Regions from separate parts of the Homo sapiens genome. Here region 1 is linked to region 2. The links are chromatin loops, found by intact Hi-C in ENCODE. Cell type or tissue: HepG2. All regions are shown on one strand. Links, peaks and the distances in the headings refer to the core of each region. The heading gives the core; the rest is flanking DNA.

Region 1 (2,925 bases), core at 287-2,786, 1.3 Mb before region 2:
AAATTAAGCCAGTAAATAACTATTCTGAGAACAATTACATAAGAGGAAGAATCTGAATTATACCTAAAATTCAAGCAGGGATACTTCTCTGGATTAAATATTTTCTAACTATAAAAGGAATATATGTTTATTAAACATTTTTAGAAGTGGGCCGGGTGCAGTGGCTCACGTCTGTAATCCCAGCACTTTGGGAGGCTGAGGTGGGTGGATCACCTGAGGTCAGAAGTTCGAGACAAGCCTGGCCAACATGGTGAAATCCCGTCTCTACTAAAAATACAAAAATTAGCCAGTGTGGTGGTGGGTGCCAGTAATCCCAGCTACTCAGGAGCCTGAGTCAGGAGAAACGCTTGAACTGAGGAGGGAGAGGTTGTAGTGACCTGAGATCCTGCCACCGCACTCCATCCTGGGTGACAGAGCAAGTCTTCTCAAAAATAAATTTTTTTTTAGAAGTGAACAACAGAATAAAGAAGAAAATATCACTCATAAAAATAAATCCCATCTATCCAGAATAACCACTGTTAACATTCTGGTACATATACTCTTAATCATATGAATATATTCCTCTATTTTAGATTCTTACAACATTGGAGATACATGTTTTGCAGTCTCTTTTTTTTTACTTAAAATGTTGTAACATTTTCCCTTGACAATAAGTATTGTTCAAGATTATTTTTAAGGCTCCCTTGCATGCAATCACATGATAATGGTATAAATATATTTCAGTAATCCCTTATGATTGGACTTTAGATTATTTCTGCTATTTGCAATAACCATTCTTGTGCATAAACCTGTGGTCATGCCAAGTATTTTTCCTTAGGACAAATTCCCAGCAGTGAAATTGTTAGGTGGACAGATATGCTTTTTGGCCTTGGTATGTGTATCTTTATCACTGGCCTCCCTGCTGGTAAATCCAAATGAGTGTACTGCAGTGTGATAATACAAATGTAGGAGTTTGCTGTTTTCTAGTGTTACTCTCCTAACTGTTTCTCATGTAAGTACTGGGCTAGAGGAGTACGGGGAGATATGAACAGTTCTGTAGTCCCCCTGCTGAATTATACCCTGATCTTGCAGTCTTCCTGCTCTTTCCCACAGAACCAGGCCCTGCCTTCTTCTGGAACTCTGAATACTGGTGCTTTCTTTCATTTGTTAGCCATTAAGAAACCTCTTCCTTTTCCAAGACCTTGCTCTTTCACAAGCATTGGGTCTCTGATGAAACACATCTCTCCTTTCATTTCACTGACTTCTTTCTCAGTTGACAAAGGCAGGATTGAAGATGAACCGCTTGCTGGTTTACTGGATGGTCAAGCAACATCCCCATGCATAGACCTTTAAGCCTAGAATCCTAGCTGGGCATCTATTTTTAAGTCCCTGGGATGTCTGAAAGTTTGTGTGACCAGAGAATGATAGTGACCTCTAGGGAGCAGTATTGCCTAATGCCATGAGCTAGCCCCTGCTAAATTACTGTCCTCTAGAAAACTGGTGTCAATAAAACATCCATATATTGATGTCTATTTCTCTACATCTTTGCCAACACTGTTATTTTTTTTCTTCTTTTTTAAACCAATTTGAGAGACAACAATGATATCTTATGTTGTTTTAATTTGCATTTTTTATTAATAGAAATAAGATTGTAATTTTTAAAATTTTAATTGTACAAACAACACAAGGCCTTTGGAAAACAGGATTATACCACTCTAAAATGCACAAAGAAATGAAAGTCTGCCATAATTTTACCTCTAGAGGAAACTATTTGTGGTCAGATTTTTTGCCAGATTTTCTTTAGTGTAATATGTCTATAGAGGTAAATATTTTTATGCCTAAACCCATATACCTAAATCTACCTAAGCTATTTTTAATAGCTGCAGAAACTTTTTTACACAATGAGTACCATAATTTATTCAATCAGTCCTGTATTGATGAACTTTAGCTTGTTCCTAATTTTTCACACGATTAACAGTGCTACAATGAATATCATTTTACCTAAACCTCCGTGCACTTTTGCAAGCTATTCTGTAAGATAAATTTCTAGAAGTGCTATTATTGGGTCAAAGGGTTTGCACACTAAGTTTTAATACAATGAAATCCCATGAGGCCAGAGACTTTTGTCAATCATGTTCCGTGTTTTAACTCCAGTGCCTAGAATAGTATAATACTTGGCACATTGCAGACACAGAATATTTTTGAGTGAATGAATGAATGAAACTATATTGCCTAATCCTCCAGAAATTTTGCACCAATTTAGCCTCCTATCAACAGTGTATTAAAAATTGCTGGTTCATTTCAAACTTGTCATACTGGTGGTTATCAGATCTTCTGATCGTCACTAGTCTAAAGAGCAAATAAGAGGGTATCTCATTTTTCTTAGCATCTACTTATTGTGAAGTTTAGCTTTTGTATATTTTCTACCATTAGTATATCCTAACAATTGTTTATATACTGTCTTTTTCTCATTTTCATTGAATTATTCCAATTTTTCAAAAATATTTGTATTATGTCAGTAAATACTACAAACATTTGTCTCATCTCATTGTCTATTACGAATTTTGTTTAAATGTCTACGCGGCCAAATCTGACTCTTTCCTTATGGCTCCTGTGAATTTTTCATGGTAAGAAAGATCTTTGCTGCTCAAAGACTAGAAAAAATACGTATTTTTATATTTTCATTTTGATTATTTTACTCACAGAGACTGAAAGCACTGAGACAATCACACTGACAAAGTGGGCAAGGAGCAACTCTTCTGAGGATGAGAAGTCCCGGGAAGCTAGCTCAAATCGGAGAAATATTAGTGGGCGAGCAAAAGCATCAAGTGTGAAAAATAAGAATTCACCAGCTCTGACATAGATGTGAAAACATGTTTTGAGTTTGTCACTTGGATTTCACATGGGTTTACATTGTTTTTTGAAATAACATTTCTCATTTGTATG
Region 2 (2,925 bases), core at 90-2,589:
AGTTGAGTGGATCACCTGAGGTCAGGAGTTCGAGACCAGCCTGGCCAACATGGCAAAACCCCGTCTCTACTAAAAATACAGAAATCAGCTGGGCCTGGTGGCGGGTGCCTGTAATCCCAGCTATTTGGGAGGCTGAAGCAAGAGAATTGCTTGAACCCGGGAGGCAGAGGTTGCAGTGAGCTGAGATCGTGACATCGCACTCCAGCCTGGGTGACAAGAGTGAAACTCTGTCTCAAAAAAAAAAAAAAAGAATAAGGTTGCAGAAATCTTATTTTGCAATATATATTGATAGCGTCAACAACATCAGAATACAGTGGAAGGGTCAGACACAGCTGCTTTTGAGGATGTACTAAATACCTACTGTTTCCTTCCTGCACTTGAAATAGCTTTTGCCCTACATGATACCACCATTTTGTAACTCTCTCTTCCTAACCCCTTTTCCTTTATGAATTTTTGAGATGTTCATGGGCAAATTACCCATCAAGGTATTGTGCTTATAGGCTAATATGGACTTACTGAGGGACCTTGGCCATGGAAAATGGGTCTGCATGGTTCTGCAGAAGACCCTGAAAATGGGTCTGGCTGATTCTGCAGAGTGGGCCTAGGAGCTACACTGAAGTGTGACTTTAGGCCTCCCGTTCTGTAACTTTACCTCCAGATCCTTTACTGTATCCCTCTCATATCATGATGCCATATTCCTTTTGACCTGAACTCCAGGGGCTCAAAATCTAACACCCACCTATGCAGTTCCCCATTCAGATCTTCCACCTGTTTCCCCACTCCATGCCCTGTGAATGAAACAGATGGCTTTCCTGACCTCTAATCAAAGCCTACCCATATTGATCTGTTCCTTCTAGTCCTTAGTATGTGCTACCTCTTCTTTTCTGTGCCGAAGTGGTGAGTAGCCAATAGTTATTTCCTCTACCAGTGGTATTTTACTAGGCAATTATTGGAAATAGAATGCTGCCACCCGGTAGTGATAAATCTAACATTTCTCGTAGAAGATATAGGTGGATTAGTTACTCCCTGGGGCAATATGGATTAGTTCCTGTGTCCTTCAAATTGCACTCACCAAGCCTGAGCCATGCTTTACTGCTGAAACATCCTAGCAGAGAGAAGTAAGTGGCTCAGGGTGGCCCTCTTGTGGTGGACAAGCATTCCCAGGACTCTGCTGGTCACTAAAGAAAAGGTAGCCCTCAAACAGTCCTTTTTATTATTTTTGATTTTATTGTCATCATTATCAGTATCCTCCAAGTCAAGAATCTGTAAATAATACAATGAGATGCTAAAAACAAGTTTGAAAAATGTGAGCAAGGTCTGTTTCTAGTTTTAAAATAGCCCACATTTCTCAAATATGTTACTGTTTGGTTCAGAATTTGGACCACTACCTAAAAAGAACAGATCATTCAAACGTGTCTTTTGAATATTTCTGTCATCTGGAAATGCCTGCGCATAAGCCCCATGACGGATGTGCTTGGCTAAAAAACCTGTTGACGTGTCCTCAGCCTTCAGAATAGAAGAGACAGCCAGTTTCCCATGATTCTAAGGATAAACATCCCCCACTGGAAAAATATTACATTAGCTGGCAAGTAATAATCCAAACATGTACATGGATAGTAAATATTCTGTGTGTGATCCTCATAATTTTATACTCCAAAACAGTATTTTAGGAGGATCAAAATTATATTTATTAACACACAGTTGAAATTGCCATTCTAGAACTCAAATAACACAGGACCAAATTTGACAGAATCAGCTGTGGAACTTTATCAAAAGTCTGAAGCCAGGACCTCACCACTGGATGGTCTGAGTCAGAAGTCTGGGGAGAGTTCCAGCATTACTATTTTTCTTTTTCATTCTCTGTGTGATTATAGTATGCAGCTAGGACTGAGTGAGAGTAACACTAAACCGTGATCTCCTTGGTGGAATGCTGTGGGTACTCCTAGGAGAGACTCTCCAAATTTGTGAATTTATACCAGTGTAGTGGGCTACTCAGAATGCAAACAGTCACGCTACATGTCACATTTCAGGGAATCTTCAGAGCTGACCAGACCTGTTGAAGACAAGGATTTCTTCCTCTTCTTTGAGTCCTCTTGGTCTAACCTGGCACAGAATTGGTATTCACAAATATTTGTTAAATGGAATGTTAATTGAAGTACCCAAGACCTTAGGAATTGAAGATAATTTAAGATTTAAGAGTTCTGCTAAACAACTGAGATCTCATGATCTTAAAGTACTTTGAAAATTGCAAGGGGCAGACATTATTCAAGAAGGAAGGATTTCTTAAAATACGTCCTTTATAGTAGCCTTTGAACTTTAACATGCAGAAGAATGAGTTTAGGCGGGGCACAGTGTTTCAGGCCTATAATCTCAGCACTTTGGGAGGCAAAGGAGGGAGGATCATTTGAGCTCAGAAGTTCAAAACCAGCCTGAGCAACATAGCAAGACCTTATCTCAAAAAAAAAAAATAAATAAAATTAAAAAATTACCTGGGCATGGTGGCAAGTGCCTGTGGTCCCCTACTCAGGAGTCTGAGGCTGGAAGACTGCTTGAGCCCCAGAGGTTGAGGTTGTAGTGAGCCATGATCACACCACTGCACTCCAGCCTGGGTAACAGAACAAGACCATCTCAAAAACAAAACTAAACTAAAACAAACAAAAAAGAACAAGTTTAGTTTTTTTAAAAGTTGTTCTCTTTTTCAATCTTTTCTATCTTCTTTCCAATGAAAATAGAAACACAGTACCCCTTTTATTGTTAAATATGTTTAAAGGGTAAAAGAATAAGCAATGGAAAAACGTTATAAACAAGAAATCAGAAGCTCTCCAGTCTCATAACAACCAGGTTGTCATACCATAAAGAGAACAAATGAGTAACTGCTTTGTAACACTTCAGGATCATTCTGCAAACAAAACCATAGATTAAATA

Evidence for each region. Peaks named below come from ENCODE experiments on the same cell type or tissue, not always from the same donor. Only the 100,000 strongest peaks of a DNase experiment are listed, where the experiment ranks them.
Region 1: it touches region 2 in a loop (5-fold over the local background); 4 of 110 quality-filtered maps call a loop at or near these places.

Annotation. Positions count from the first base shown.
Region 1 is chr6:128,729,839-128,732,763 of GRCh38, reverse strand. No RefSeq gene overlaps it. Among named protein-coding and RNA genes, the nearest start is that of LAMA2, 150 kb to the left of the region's middle. In HepG2, for the core only: a CTCF peak has its summit at 1,428 (motif pointing right); a DNase peak (open chromatin) is centred at 1,413.
Region 2 is chr6:127,463,274-127,466,198 of GRCh38, reverse strand. All of the region lies in intron 7 of SOGA3-KIAA0408 (SOGA3-KIAA0408 readthrough), which reads left to right. It overlaps LOC124901399 (a long non-coding RNA gene), which reads right to left and starts at 2,605. Exons shown (of 2, transcript XR_007059750.1): 1 at 2,490-2,605; 2 at 1,665-2,103. RefSeq lists a silencer at 961-1,255. In HepG2, for the core only: a CTCF peak has its summit at 1,138 (motif pointing left); a DNase peak (open chromatin) is centred at 1,128.